Regions from separate parts of the Homo sapiens genome. Here region 2 is linked to region 1. Evidence: read pairs that join two places in POLR2A ChIA-PET (ENCODE). Cell type or tissue: Panc1. All regions are shown on one strand. Links, peaks and the distances in the headings refer to the core of each region. The heading gives the core; the rest is flanking DNA. Region 1 overlaps LOC105376375 (a long non-coding RNA gene). Region 2 has its middle 36 kb from the start of LINC00703.

What was found. ChIA-PET counts read pairs that join two places held together with the same protein. Peaks named below come from ENCODE experiments on the same cell type or tissue, not always from the same donor. Only the 100,000 strongest peaks of a DNase experiment are listed, where the experiment ranks them.
Region 2: POLR2A ChIA-PET joins it to region 1 with 15 read pairs; 3 of 35 experiments call an interaction of 5 or more read pairs at or near these places.

The regions. Positions count from the first base shown.
Region 1 is chr10:4,712,436-4,720,780 of GRCh38, forward strand. The region is part of intron 2 of LOC105376375 (a long non-coding RNA gene); the gene reads right to left. It overlaps LOC107984197 (a long non-coding RNA gene), which reads left to right. Exons shown (of 3, transcript XR_001747339.1): 3 at 8,083-8,345. Among named protein-coding and RNA genes, the nearest start is that of MANCR, 39 kb to the left of the region's middle. In Panc1, for the core only: no CTCF peak of the experiment used is centred there; no DNase peak of the experiment used is centred there; H3K27ac peaks cover 4,108 bases.
Region 2 is chr10:4,415,987-4,424,331 of GRCh38, forward strand. No RefSeq gene overlaps it. Among named protein-coding and RNA genes, the nearest start is that of LINC00703, 36 kb to the left of the region's middle. In Panc1, for the core only: no CTCF peak of the experiment used is centred there; no DNase peak of the experiment used is centred there; H3K27ac peaks cover 623 bases.

The DNA.
Region 1 (8,345 bases), core at 194-8,193:
CCTGATCCCCAAGGCCCACTCTCAAAGTGTCCCATCCCCCAGTGACTGATGCAATCTCCTGGCCATGGCATCTCTGGTGGGGCATGGCAATGTGAGTCCCTTCCCTGGATGGGGTTTGCTAGGGTGTGTTTTGGGATCAAGCATATAGGAATGATCCTCTAATCATCCTGAGCCCCAGCCCTCTTACGAATCTTTGAAGGGTGCTTGTCATTGTGGCTTGGGGTGATGCCCATAGGAATGGGGGGGCATGTGGCTCTACTCCCCTGGGCCCTTTGGCGATGTTGCCCATGAGCCCTTGCCCTCCACTGTGCCCTCACAAACCCCAGCCAAGAACACCTTAGGAAGACAAATTTAAGGCTCTCCTCCCATTTCCTCGCTTGCCACCCTGAAATCATTAAACTCGTTCTTTGCTGCAGTCCTTGCTGTCTCAGTGTTGGACTGTTACTGCATGCACACCTACTGGTTCTATGACAGAGCCAGAGATGATCATGAGATTCTGACTTCTCTGGAAATATGAAGAAATTCAGGAAATAGCAGTGAACTGTCTACCCGACCTGAACTTAAGGGTTAAGCCAATTTTTCTAGGCTATTGTTGATGTTTGGATTGCAGATAAAGTGAAATATATCCAGCAGATGCATATTGCTATTCAAGTGGGGAATCAAGAAGAGCTGATCAATCTTTAAGTTGTGACATGAACGGGCCCACTAGTGGGGAGCCACACGGGCTTTGGACTAGCCTCTGCTCTTCCTGTGTGAGCCATTTGGGAGGTATCTGCTGAGGTCCCCAGTGAGACTTGCATCTGCTGGGCCCAGCACCCTTGTTTTCCTCAGTCCCCACCCCAGCCTGTGCTGAGTGTTGGTGTCCTGTGCTCAGCGTTCTGCTCTTGCAGCCTGGCACATCTCAGTTAGGTGCCTCATCCTGTGGAAAAGGCTCCATCAGCTTAAGTGACCTCCCAAATTGGAAATTTCATTTGGCCAATACTGATGGGTGGCAGCCCAGGTCACAAGACTTAGAGCCTAATGCAGCAAGGCCCAGTCCAATCAGTTAACTGCCAAGGAGACCCATAGCTCTTGTCCCCAAAGCTTGCAGCCACATGTCCTGGCCAAGCCAAAACACCTCCCTCTCTTTCTTTTGTGTCTAGAATCTGATGTCTTCTTTATTTCTAAAAGCTCTTTGCCAGTGCACTCAGATTTTGTAGCATGGAATTGAAATTGCATAAATCAGGGAGACCTGAAACAGCACCAGCTCTTCTGAAGCACAGTGTAACACAGAGAGCAGAGCACAGCCCCTGGTGAGCATCCAGCTCCTGGGAGAAAGGAAAGGACTCTCACTTCTCTCCTCTTCTTTCCTGAAGGTGGAAGGGGCAGGGCGGGGAGATGAGGGTTGCAGTTGTGAAATGTTTTGCATCAACTCCCCAGCCATGGTGCCCAGGTACATGGTTAAATGACATTCTGCATTTGCCTGTGAAGGCGTTTTCACATGAGACTCACATTAAAGTTGGTGGACTTTGAGTAAAGCACATTGCCCTACCTAATGCTGTGGGCTTCATCCAACAGAAAGAAAGGCTGATCGTCCCCTGAGTGAACAAGAAGGAATTCTGCAAGCACACAGTCTTCAGACTCAAACTGCAACCTCAGTGCTTTCCTGGGTCTCCAGTCTACTGGCCCACCTTGTAGATTCTGAACTTCTCAGCCTCTATAGCCTCTATAGTCATATGAGCTAATTCCTTAAAATGTATAAACCTCTTTACACACACACACACGCACACATATATTACATATATACATACATATGTAATATATATGTAATATATATGTATATATATATGTATTACATATATAAGTATTTAAAAATGTGTAGGAGGTGGATATATGTAATATATAGTATATATATACACACATATATACACAATAAACACACATATATAGCATATCCTATAAGTTCTGCTTCTCTGACTAATATGAGAGGGCAGGGCTGTTAAGCTAATGCATCTCCCTGCACATTGAGAGAGAAGTTCCGTCTCCTTGCACTCCTGCTCCTCTAGGAGAAAGTGTCCACATCCAGGATTGTCAACTTCTTCAAAACCAAGCAAATCAGAAGAAAAAGCAACAAAAGACAAGCCAGAATAAACCCAAAAACTGATGAAAAAGCTCACTGTCTTACTTATCATCAAACAGTATTAATACATGGGAAAGAAACACATAGATTTCCCACAGTTTTTCTAATAAAAAGAATAAGATGATCATTCTGTAGTTTTTAACATGCCTAAACATGAGGTCTGTAATACTTTGGATGAAGGGAACTACTAATACCTTTCCACAGACCTCAAGTAGGGTGACTATAGCTCATTTGGTATCATCACTTAAAAATACATATGATTACTGAGCCAATAATATATTATAAAATATTATATTAAAATAAAATATTCTAAAAATATAAGATTAGTGGTCTGCGAAGGGCTCACCCTGCTTTCTTCAGTCCATTCCAGACCACCCTCATCTCCATCCAATCTCCATTTCCTCTGGCCTCACCCGTGCATCAAGCATCTAGCTGGCACCAATGAGCGCAGCCTCGACCCCCTAATTCAGCCATCCCATAATTAGCTTTGTGGTCTTTCCAAACCATGATTCTTGCCACACAGCTTCATGCAGCCCTGACCCCATGCTAGGAGTCTCCAGTGCCTTCAGGATGGAAACCCTAAATCTTTAGCAGATGTCCAAGTCCTGCCTTCTAGTCACTATCAGTTCCCAGTGGGACCCTCCACTCTCCTTTCTCACCATTTGCCACCTTGAATTTTATGCCCCAGCCACTTGGAACTGTGAACTGCTGCCTTAAATAAGTGTGTTTTTGATGAGTTCACACCTTCTCCGATGCTGAATTTCCTCCTTGATATTCCCATCCACCTCCTACACATTTTTAAAGCTACCTCCACATATCACTGCCTTCAGGAAATTATCTTCCCAGTCTGGATTAGTTGCACATTTTTGAATCTCTGTATCCCCAACACCTAGCACAGCACAGTGAATATAAAACTATAAAAGACACACAAAGATGTTTACTAAATTATTTGATGAATAGAATTAGAATAATTTTATTCTGCATGGTTCAATACAAAGAAAAAATTAATTATTTGATTTAGAATTACCTATTAACCAACAAGACATTTTTAGCTTCTTTAAATATAATTTGATATCGTTCCACTTATCTGAGTATTTCTCTGCGTAATGGAAATAATTATTATTGAATAGGAAAAAAAACTGCCTTGGCGCTTACATTTGTCCTGGAAAAAATAGCATTTCAAGAACCATTATTCATATTGTACCATAAAATTACTATAAATGCAAGTCTTGTTCAGTAAAAAAAGCAACTCTATTTAAAGAAAAATAAAAATAGCTGTTGTTTTGGAACTGTCTCACCTGCCCAGGAAAATAGAACTTCTCTCTCTAAGCACCATCCTTCATAACTGTTGTCAGATCAGTCTTTAAAGGTTAGATTTTTAGAAAGCAGACATCTTTTTTGTTTGTTTTTCTTTTTAAAATAATATTTATTTTATTATTTACATAGCTTTAGGGGTACAAGGGCCATTTGGTTACACAGATGAATTGTATAGTGGTAAAGTCTGAAATTTTAGTGCATATACCACTGTCACCCTAGTGGTATATACTGTACCCAATATGTAGTTTTTCTCCCTAACCCCCGCCCTCCACGCTTCTGGGTCTCCAATGTTCATTAACCACCCCGTATGCCCTTGCATGCCCATGGCTTAGCTCCCATGCAGTGTTTGGTTTTCCTTTCCCAAGTTACTTCATTTAGAAAAATAGCCTCCAGTTCCCTCCAAGTTACTGCAGAAGACATCATTTCATTCTTTTTTTATAACTGAATAGTATCCATAGTGTGTATGTACCATATTTTCGTTACCGCTCATCAGTGGATCGCCGATTAGGTTGGTTCCCTATCTTTGCAATTGTGAATTGTGCAAAAGCAGGCATCTTAAAGGCAATACATGCAGTGAGCGTCTACCCCAGGTCACAACTGCTAAACAAAAAACTCTAGTGTGTGAGTTAAGAGACTCAGTTTTCATGCCTGATCAGCTTTGTGACACTGGAGAAGTCTCCTGCTTCCTACGTTAGGCGAGGAAACTGAGATGGGGTCGAATATAAGGTCTTCTCTGGAAAGATGTGTAAGATTTCCTGACTTTGGAAAACCTGCTTTGTTTTCTCCAGAATGAGATGTGGTAACCCATAGCAATGAACAACAAAATAACAAGTGGGAAGGGGCCTAATGTTAGAGAGACTTCTGCGTTTGTTGATTCAAAGCTTGGGAAATCTGTACTACTACTGCACTCCAGTAACAGAAATCAGCTGATTCATATGCACCTATTTATCCTGAAATCTAAAAGACACGAAACCATTAGAAACACTTTATTCACCATATAGCTCACAAGAAAGCTCAACAGATCGTCTTACTTTTTCTGTTCTCTTATTGAGACTCATGTTTACCATTAGCAGATTATCCAATTATGTTGTTTTAGGCAATATTTATTGCCAGCTATACATAAGTACTGTGAGGCAATCTGATAACAAAGCTAATAATAAGAAGGAGAATTTACCTTCCAGGGCCCCATAGTCTAGGGCTGGGGGTAGACAATACCTGACCTGAACTTGAGAGGGATGCATCCCTATATTTTATAATCTATTGTCTGGCCACTTATTACTTTAAGACTGTTGCAAAGAAACTAGAGGCATTTGACAATTTCTGTAAAATATTGCTATCAGATAGTGTTAGGTGAATACTCACAGGCCATCATGAGCAAGAGTCCACACAGTCAACTCCCTGCAACCCACAGGTGGCAGCTGCCATCACCTGTTCACCCTAAATTTAAGGGTAGTGCATTCCACACCTGTAACTTTTGCTTCCTTGACATTTAGAGTTTTCTAAATATAAGAGTAAACCAAATATTTTTTGTTTACAAGATTAATAGTTTTTAAACATGTTTTGTGAAAATTGAGGAGAGATTTGGGAAGACAGATGTGTATATTCTCAGTATGTTTTAGCCTCCTGAGCCCCCAAGCATGAATATATGAGGCTTCAAAGAGAAGAAAAATGAGAACGTGTCTTTTATCTTTGCTAATATTCAATTAAGTAGATCAAGTGAATCTTGAATCTTTAAGTATATACGATGCTAATATTTTAATTTCTTTCAACACATTTATTCTTGATCTTGGATTCCTGTGAGGACTTAAAGAAAACCAGTGACACTCACTCACTCAGACTTGGAACCACCTAAGAGATAAATGCAGAGGTTTGGTAGAGGGAGATAAAAATATCAGCCTTATTACTGCTATGGGGGAAGATATGGCTGAGGACTGCAGTACTAGGGACTTCTGAACAATGAGCCCTAGAACTAGGAGACCCATCCTCCCAGCCATAGGTGTCTGTGCTACCACCGGGCTCCCTTCCTGGAGCCTGGGGTCTTATTGTAAATGCACAAAAGCCAAGAGTCAAGAAGAAACAGCTTGCAGAGAGGTGAATCCCAGAGAAAGGAGTGAAGGGATTAACCATGCCTGCCAGCTTCTTCTCTCTGAACTTCCCACTCAGATAATCCTCTCCCTCTTCCACCAGGGAAGTAACAGAGTGTGGAGGGAGGCCGGGATGCTGGAAACACAAACGCAGGGGAGAGAAGGCTGTTTCTCCTGCAGCAGTTACTGGCAGCCAAGTCCTGGGCTCTCATTCCAGAGAAGATTTCTCACATTTTCTTCCTGGAATTGCGGTATGCTCCGAAGACATATAGTTACTGCAAATAGGTTCAACATGATGCATTTCTATGCAATTTAACAAAGGCCAATGGTATTGTAGTTCAAGTAAATATAATATTGAGCAGAAAGCTAATTCGGAAAACGTTGCCCAGAAAAAAGGTACCCACACATTTTATTAAGTAAATAACAATCATCCTTAGCTATTACCTGAGATGTGGCATGGGATAATGAGATTTTTTTTCAGGTTCTAGGACTTGATTATGTAGGTGGATAAATGTCAATATTTTCAGGTGAATGGTAGTGGAGGGAACCATGACTAATTCCATATGATAGATTTTAGAGTTTCACCTGGGAAGACAAAATAAATAGACTTTTCATAGCTATCGTTGGAACAAAAATACTTAGATGCAAATTTATATACCAAAATAAACTCCAAGTGGATGAAGGGGTAAAACATTAAAAAGCTAAAGATAGTCTCGATTGGAAGTAATAATGCCTCCAACTTTGAGGTTGACAGAAACGCAGACCAGAACATTTAAAAATGAAACGAATTTAAAAGTTCAAAATGAAAATGTAAAGCTAAAACACATTTACAAATTTAATGTATACATCTAAAACTAAAATGAATAACAAAGTTACAACAAAAACACAAACTAGGAAATATATGTGTACATGTTACAACAGGTAAATTTTAATGTTTATCTTAGTTTCAAAACAAAAAATACAATCAAATCTCCACATGCCATATTTTCAAAAGATATAAAAACAATTCTCACAAGTGAAAATATGACTAGGTAACAAACATTCACAACTTTTTTGACTCTGTGAAAAATACAAATTGAACTACCATACTGCATGATTTTATACTCACAAATAAGTAAAGGTTATTTTAATGAATCAATGCTATTCCTGGAAATTGTCATGGCTTATAGAGTTTTGCTTCTAAAAATAATGCATGAAACCATTGTTCTGTCCAAAAAGCTTGTCATACCTGTTTGTTTTGATGATTTCATGTTAAGAAACATAGACTAGATATGAAGTGCATGATGACAGTTCGGAGCAGGAGTTCTGGAGCCAGACCACCTGGATTCAAATTTTAGTTCTATTATTCACAAACTATAAATAGCTAAGAAGTAAAATGTTTGCTGAACAATAATACTTACAGTTGCATACTTACATGACTGAACAATAAAAAAATGACATAGTACTCAACTATGATACAGCCAGTCAAAATAACCATTAAAAAGGCATTGTCAAAAAAACTATTATATAATAGCAAATAAAAATAACACATAAAGAAAGACAACATGTATGCACATGATGAGCAGCATGATAGAAAATACGTGCACATTTATAAGGTATTATTTTAACTGGTATGAATTTTTAGCAATTTGTAATTAGGATCTCTAGAAGAGTTTGTTACCAAAATATAAGTTATAAAGAATTATATGTTGCAGACAAATCAGCCATTTATTTAACCACTATTGGATACTTGCTAGTTCACACACTGCTTGCTACTAAGAATGCAAAATTGACTGTTGCCTTTAAAAGAAGATAGATGAGCAAACAAAATGCAATACCATCACATTTTTAAGTAGGCGCTTTTTGTGGGGACAAAGTGGATCAGGAAACTGAGAGATGAATTCAAGGGTGAGGATTCATGAGTGACAGAACCTAAGTGGACATGACATCATTGAGATGAATGTGAATGCAAATGGAATGCCCGGTCCTTTTCAGGACAAATAAAGACATTAAAGAAAAATGGAAAGGAATTCCAGAAAATTGTGAAAGAGAGAGATAGAGAATAAAAGTTTTTATTTTTAAAGTGTCTAATTATACCTGGATGATTTATTCTTTCTAAAATCAACAGAAATTTTGTATCATACTTAATACAGTAACTAGTGCTGTTAGTAAAATGTTGTGATGCACCCCATACTGGGAATGAAATGGTGAAGCAATAAAATTCTGGAGCTTCTTCGAGCAGATGTATTGTTGTTAAGCAGGAAGTTTAGTGGGACTATATTTCTGTTCACTAGGATATTTGTCTTCATCTTGGATTTATAGTGGAGAAACAGAAAAGATGACAGACCTAGAACATCCAATAGGCAAAATGCTACAGGGCTACTATGCAAAGGGAGAGACAATATCCTGTGTTAATTAATTACACCACTTCCTACTGCATTTAACAGGAAACACTAGAAAAGTAATACTTTCCAAATACAGTTAATGAAGAACCAGCATTTAAAATCTGAACTTTGCACACTTTGCAAATGTAGTCACAGAATTTACCATTTTTTGTATATTATGACAAAGTTCTTTTTACAGAGAAATACACACCAACGTGAGACAAAAAGAACTGGAGTCTGGTGAGATAGAGAAGAACTAGAGAGTACACACAGAACATAAATAGGACATGTGTGGTACAAGAAGAGGAGAAGTCAAGATTCAGCTGGACAGAGGCTCCCTGAGTCAGCATTTCCAATGGTTTGTTTCATGTTTATCCAGTCTCTATGGTGTTTTATACAGGTTTTGTTGAAAAGAGCCATGTGGGCAAGTTAAGTTGAAAAATTTGGATTAAGCAAATGTGA
Region 2 (8,345 bases), core at 127-8,126, 300 kb before region 1:
TATTATATCACAAGAGACTTTCATTCACATAAGTATTGATATGCTATCAAGTCAAATGCCAAGATTTTCACTCAATCCACAGATTTCCCATGCTATCAAAAAAGATATGATGAAAGACTCAATTAAAACATTCACCAACATCTAAATAAACTGTATCTGAGCAATTAATGTCTTTCGTCTAAATCTTTCATCATTTACTGTCAGCAATAAAGTCTTATTTATTGCAACGCAAGTTTAATCACAGTACTATTCAACTAAAAGCAAAAACAAAACAAAACCAACCTGGAAATGCAGAAATTGCAAAGAAGCAAAAATGCATAACTTCAGCTGCCATGTACCAGTACATGGTTTCCTCAACACTGCACCTGGAGGCCAACCCCGGGTCAGCATTCAAAAACACAACAGAAAACATGGCTTTTCCTTCTGCCTGCTAAATGTCATTTGAATATCACTCATTGGAAGGATGCAGCCAATGATGGTGACAAGAAAATCTGGAAAATAAGGTTCAAAGGAGAACTTAGAAGAGTAGGGTGCATATAGAGTCTCAACAATGACACCATTCTGACCCAGTGCTTTGTAAGCTGTTGTGTGTTGATTTATATTTTTCAGCCTCATTTTCTTCCACCTTATGATATGACATGCATCCTGCTCCATAAGCACCCACAACTATCCCCAAATTTCCCAGGTATGCCTTTTCCAATCATTGTCTTCAGAGCCACACCCATGATGCTATGGGAAAACTAGACTTATAAGTACCTCATATCTGCTTATCCTACACCACCTTCACCCATCTTTTGACTCCACTCCTCTGACTTCTGTATCTCAGCGGCATCACCACCCACACAGTTTGTGAAATCACAAACTTGGGCTTTATTGTTGATTCTTACTTTGCCTCCCTCTCCATCTAATCCATCTTGAAGTCCTGAGTGTTCTGACTCTTCCTTCTGGCTTCTCCACCTTATTTTAGGCTAAGATCATGTATGTCCTGGGTCATTCCAGAGCCTAAATTCCACACCCTGAACATTAAAAACATGTATCCAATGCTCAAATCCCTTTTGCATATGTATACGGGCTTAGAGAAACTAGAGAAGTTAGTTCTGATACCCTACTTCACTTGACATGTGCCAGTCAGATTTAAATCCAATTTATTTTCTAGCATTACCTTCCTTAATCAATAGAAAAATTGTTGTCTGTTTATCCATTGATTCCAACTGCAGAAAAATAACTCTTTATTTTCAGAGTTCTAAGGGAACAGGGAATACGCACTCATTCATCTTAGAGACGTCAGATGGATGAACAAAGGCTTAACTAGGCCAGCAAGCATGAATATTCTCTACTTTGGTCCTTACGTCTCATCCAGAGTCGTTCAGACCAGACAAAGCAGTGACGTTAGTAAGATTTGTATCAGGGCCTATTACCAATCTAATACCAACTGCAACCTAATAACCCTCCAACATGTATTGGTTGGAATGTGATTACTTTATCACTTTGATTTTTGTAGTGATATTAATTGGCTAATATGTTATCAATTCCTGTAAAAATATTTTAATGTTTTTAAGTAATTCTGAAAGACTGGAAATTGTATAGGAAGACAAAAATCCTCTCTACCTCCTGAAGCGTTTATCGAAGATATGATATCATGACCAGGGTTTGGGAAGAACAGATTGACAGAATATTGGTAATTCTTGAAGCTAAGCATTCAGCCACATTGTGCTGTCCTTTGCATGTTTGTATATTTTGGAATATTTTCATAATAGATAAATTTTTACCAAATTCTACCAAAGCCAAACATATGTATTTTTGCTGGTGGAATTTCAGAGCTATGGTGCAGGGTACAGAGACTTTTACAATGACAATATTTTACTCCCTACAGAGGCCACTGTAAGAGAGCACTACAATTTTATGAATAGATTCATCTCATCATGCAATTTTTATCATCCTTTTAATATGTATAATGTTATTTTTTTCTTTGGATGTCAGCCTTATTACATCAATTTAAAAGTTTTGTGCTTTGAATTTTTAGAATGAACATTTTAGTTCATGTATTAATCTTGTTTTTAATAAAGAGCTTCTTCTAAGCTTTTCTATAGCTGAACATAATTAAATCCTCTCATAAAAATGAAGTGCACAAATTCCTTGGTAATACAAATAATGATTCTGCACATGGCAATTTGTAGGATCTTGTCTTTCTAAATTCCAGGTGTTTCTGAGGTGAGCTTTACATGAATCGGGTCAAAATCTTTCTAATTAAAGTCATGTTTGCATAGGTAAATAAAGTGGTCCAGGATTGAAAAACAGGCATATAGTAACCGCCTATTTCAAGTTTATATAAAGCATCTGGCTACTAGATGACCTTTTGGGTCTTTTATATTATATTAACATCAAGGAATTCCATTCTGTCTACTTCTCTCTCCTGCACTGTACTAGAAGAGGACCTCCTCATCACCAGAAGCTTCCTGCAGAGAGTTGAACAAAAGTCTCCTCCTAGTATCCTTCAAGAAATGAGCTTAAGTATCTTAAAGATAAAATGGTCTATTTTTTAGTAAATAGTGACAGGGTGGTGGAAGAGTATGATTTATTTTGCCCATAAAATGTATTATTTTATGAACATTTTAATTATTTTTCAACATTTCACTTTAATCATGAAATGTAAATTCAAAGCAAATTTTTCTTTTAAATATTTATTTATGTCTGATAATTTGACAATGTTTTCCTTCAGTTTCAAATATTTACCCTTAACATTAGTAAACTAAAAATGATCAGCATTTTCTTTAGAAAGGAACTATTCACACAACCAATTTAGACTAATTTTACTTAAGTAAAGTATATATTTTACGAAATCAATTACTTATTCATTAGGAATAATTCAGAAGTTTCCAAATTTTTATAAATAATATGCCAATGGCAAATGTAAATTTGAAATGTATGCAAATTTAGATTTGTATCCTTTTCAATTAAAAAATAAAGCCAGTTCTGACAATGGTTCCCAGGTTACTTCATTGGTTCTAAAGTGGCTTCAAATTTTTAAAATTTTTTTTTCATACATAATACACACATAATATCAATGACCAAAACAATTTGAGAAACATTATTTTTACTTGACTTTTTTTGTGGAAAAATAAAATGAATCATGATATGGAGGATATATAATAGCGTCAGTTACACTTTTTCTCATACTTCTTTTCTTTCTTACAGGAATATGCCCAAAGTTTGGAGGTGATTCCTTTATTTTATCCCTTTACAGGTATGGGGACAGAGAGGCACTTAAGTGTCTATAATAGTACCATAAAAGGTTTCTGCTTAAGGTATGCAATTGAAGACATGTAATCATAACTTCTGATTTTACCAGTCTACCTATTTGTCACTCCAAATACCTTACATCCAGCTCCTTTTTGTTTTAGTTCCTGCCGCCCTACCTGGTGGAATCAATTGTCCTGTCCAGGAGCTTTGGCAAGGGTCTCTGTGCAGAGGTTAGAACTATTTCAATAAACGTGTGTGTGAACTAATTTTAAAAAAATGAATCAATGTTTAGACAAAGCAGATTTCACAGCAAACAAAATTACCAGGGATAAAAAGGAACACTATTTAACAATAAAGGGTTCAACTCTCCAAAAAGACACAATTCTTAATGTGCATTTGTTTAAACAAGAAAACTTAAAAATGCGTGAGGCAAAAACTGACAGCAATGCAAAGATAAATAGATGAATCTACTGTCATAGTAGAAGACTGCAACTTCCACAGTCAGAAACAGATTTAAGAGCCAGAAAATCAGTAAGGACATAGCTTAACTCAACAGCACCAAATATTAACCGGATATAATTGACGTCTATAGACTACTTCATTCAACAACAGCAGAATACACATTCTTCTTAAGATCCCATGCAACACTCACCAAGGTAGTCCAGTTTCTGGGCTATAAAACAGGACTTAAAAAGTTAAAAGAATGTAATTCATACAAAGAATGCTTTCAAACTACAATGAAATTGAACTAGACATGAATAACAGAAAGATAGCTAGAAAATTCCAAAATACCTAGAGATTAAAAAACATACTTCTAAGTAACACATGGATCAAAGAAAGATTCCCAAGAGAAAGCTAAAATATTCTGAATTAAATGAAAATACAGTAAATAGCAAAAGTAGTCCTTAGAGAGAAATTATAGTGTAGAATGCAGATGTGAGGAAAAAAAGATAAAGATCCAAAAAACAATAATCTAAACTTTTCTTAGAAAAATAGAAATAGGAGAGGCAATTAAATACAAAGCAAGAGAGGAAAAATAAACAATAAAATTTAGGGCCAAAAGTAATAAAATTTTATAAAGAAAATTAATAGAGAAAATCAACAAAACTAGAAGCTGGTTCTTTGGTAGGATAATAAAATTCACTCCTTGTAGCTTCTTTACCTTTAGTGAGGCTAGCCAAAAAAAAAAAACAAACAAACAAAAAAAAAAGAGGGAGAGAGAAGGCAAAAAGAGCTAATATCTGACATGTAAAAGGGACCATCACCACTGATCCCAAAGACATTAAAATGATAATAAACAATTTTATGAAAACTATGTCGAAAACTTTGACAACTTAGCTGAAATGGACAAATTACTAGAAACACAAGCCACAGAAACACACAAAGAGAAATAGACAATCTGAATGGGAAAATATTGAATAATGAAATTATATCAATAATTAATAACCTTCCAAAACAGAAAGTACCAGCCATATGGTGAATTCTACCAAATTTTTTTTATGGAAGAAATTTTGCTAATTCTCTACAATCTTTTCCAGAAAATAGAAACAGAGAAGAGTTTTATTTTTTTTAATGAACTTCTATCTGTACCAGAGAGAGAATAGTTCTTAACTTGTTCTATAACAACCGCATTATCGAACACAAAAACCAGAGAAAAACATTATAAAAAATTAAAATGATAAACCAACATTTTTAATAAATATAGATGCGCAAACCATCACAAATAAGTTCAAAAACTCAATTTAATAACATATAAAAAGAATTATACTCCACACTGAAGTGGGATTTATTCCAGGTGTGCCAGACTATTTCCACATTTGAAAATCAATTAGCATAATCCATCATTTCACAGACTACAGAAGCAATATCATATTATCACATCAATTGATGAAAGAACAGATTTGACAAAATCCAACACTTATTCATGATTAAAATGCTCAACAAACTAAGAATAGAGAGGAACTTTTCCAATAAAATGAACATCTCCAAAAAACTTACATTACATGTCATGCTTAATGGTGAGAAAGTTGATACCATCTGCCTAAGATTGAGACCAAGGCAGGAATTTCCCCTCTGAACACTCTAATTAAACATCATACTGGTAGTCTTGGCTAATGTAGTAAGGCAATAGAAGGAAATAAAAATTATACAGAGAAAGAAAGAAGAAATTAAACTACCCTTATGCAGAGATGGTATTATGTGATATGATTGTCTATAAGAAAATAACCCTAAATCCATCAAAATACTATTGGAGCATGAAAGGAATTATAACAAGATTGTTGCAGGATACAGGATAATATATAAAAGTCAATTGCTTTCCCATATACTAGCTCTGAAAAATTGGAAATTTGAATTCCATGACAATAACATTTATATCAGCAGACAAAAATTGAATATGTAAGAATTAATCTAACAAGTATGTACAAGATTTATATGAGAAAATGACACAACTCTAGTAAGAGAAATCCAAGATCCAAATAAATGGAGAGATATTCCACAATATGGATAGGAAGTCTCAATATTATTAAGATGTTGATTTTCCCCAACTTGATGTATTGATTCACCACAATCTCTATCAAAATCACAGGAAATTATTTTTTAACATAGAAAAATTGATTCTAAAGTTCATATGGAAAGGCAAAGGACCCAGCATAACCCACACAGTACTGAGCAGCGACCCTGGAGGACACAAACCACATGACCCAGAACTTACTACAAAGCTGCAGTGATCTAGAAAGTGTGATATTCACAAAATAATGGGCAAATAGATCAATGGAACATAATAGAGATCCCTGAAATAGACTCAAACATATACACTCAACTAGTCTTTCATCAAAGACCGAAGGCAATTCAGTGGAGCAAAGAGTTTTTTCTATAAATGTGGCTGGAACAACAATAAAATGAATCCAGACACAGACTTTAAACTTTTCAAATAAAATAACTGAAAAGAGCCACAGGACTAAATGTGAAACAGACAAAAATAATCACACAACTTTGATAAGATAGCAGAGGTGAAAATATAGGCGACCTTGGATCTGGTGATGACTTTTTAGATACAAAGGCATGGTCCATTACAGAAGACAATTGATACAAGCTAGACTGTGGTGCATGTGGGTGGGCGGAATTATATGGAAATTAATTTTACTTCCTGTGTAATTATTCTATAAACCTAAAACTGCTCTAGCAAATAAAGTCTATTTAAGAAGAAACAATACTCATTAACTACTATTTTTTCTTTTTTTTGAGATAGAGTCTCTCTCTGTTGCCAGGCTGGAGTGCAGTGGTGCGATCTCTGCTCACTGCAACCTCCACTTCCCTGGTTCAAGTGATTCTCCTGCCTCAGCCTCCCGAGTAGCTGGGACTACAGGCGTGCGCCACCACACCCAGCTAATTTTTGTTTTTTTAGTAGAGATGGGGTTTCACCATGTTGGTCAGGGTGGTCTCGATCTCCTGACCTTGTGATCTGTGCGCCTCCGCCTCCCAAAGTGCTGGGATTACAAGCATGAGACACTGCCCCTGGCCTCATTAACTACATTTTTTAAATGGGTGCCTTTTATTTTTCTTAAAATTATATGCCAAAAAAGTTGATTAAAAATTGGAAAAACGTGGATAAATGAATATACTTTAATCAGCTCTGTGATTACTTCTCTCAGCAATGTATTGGCATTATTTATTATTGACCTCAGGCTTTTTGATGGAGAGGAGGGCCAGGATATGGAAACCTGAAAATAGTTTTCAGAAAACTAGAGCTGGCCAGGCACCGTGGCTCACACCTGTAATTCCAGCACTTCGGGAGGCCGAAGGGGGCAGATCACTTGAGGTCAGGAGGTGGAGACCAGTCTGGCCAACATGGTGAAACCCCATCTCTACAAAAAAAATGCAAAAATTAGCCAGGCATAGCAGTGGGCATTTGTAATCCCAGCTACTTGGGAGGCTGAGGCAGGAGAATTGCTTGAATCCAGGAAGTGGAGGTTGTAGTGAGCTGAGATCACGCCACCGCACTCCAGCCTGGGTGACAAAGTGAGGAAAAAAAAAAAAAAAAACACCAAAAAATTAGAACAAGGATGTATAGGAGCCATACAGGCTTCATAACTCAAAATAAGCTATAATTAAATGAAACACTTTCAGCTTCAGAAAGAATTCTGAATTTTAAATGAATTGTGATATTTTGAAATAAAATTTCCATGTGGAAATTTAAAAAACTGTAATACTAATATTTTATGAAACAGCTGAATCAGAAGATGCAGTTGAACATTTAGAAAATGGAAGTATATCTGATTTGAGATCGCATCAGGGTAGATCTCTCTCACTGAAAGCACTTACTGCAGCAAGCATGGGTGGTAGAATGGAAGTTTCTGCTTTCTTTCCCTGTGCCACAGTCTTCTACGTGGCTGGTCCTTGAAAGTTCTTCATCTCTAAGACTCAGTTTCTCTTTCATAAAATAAAGGTAATTGTAGTGCCAATCCTTAGGAGATGTGAAAATTAAATAAGACAGTACATATAAAACATTTAGTATATTTTGCAGTAAAAAGTCAATACAATTTGTTAATATTATTAATGGCATATTGTCATGAGTATTTATTTTTAATTATTCCCTCTGCCCCTGCAAAAATTTCATGGAGAGAAAGAAATATAGGAGAAATAACTAGCAAGGCTTTAAGAAATGATGATCTGTGATTGCAACCATTTTGGTATATTAGGTTTATAAAATCACTTTTTTTTTAAGTCAAATGTTCTATTTGAACTTTACCTGCATGATTTTTGAAAACTATGATGTTTTATCAAATTGCAGGCTTTTTTTTTGTATTAAATGGCACTGTAAATACCACAGTCATCTGATGGCATTCACAGGTGATTGGTTTCAGAACCCTCTCAGATACCAAATCCAGGATGATAAGTCCCTTATATCAAAAGGTGTAGTATTTGCATACAACGTACATACACATCCTGCCTTGTACTTTAGACCATTTCTAGATTACTTATACTACCTAATGAAAGCAAATGCTATGTAAACAGTCGTTACACTGTATTGCCTTCTATTTGTATTATTTTAATTTTTTTCCGATTATTTTTGATCCAAGGTTGGTTGAATTTGTAAATTAACT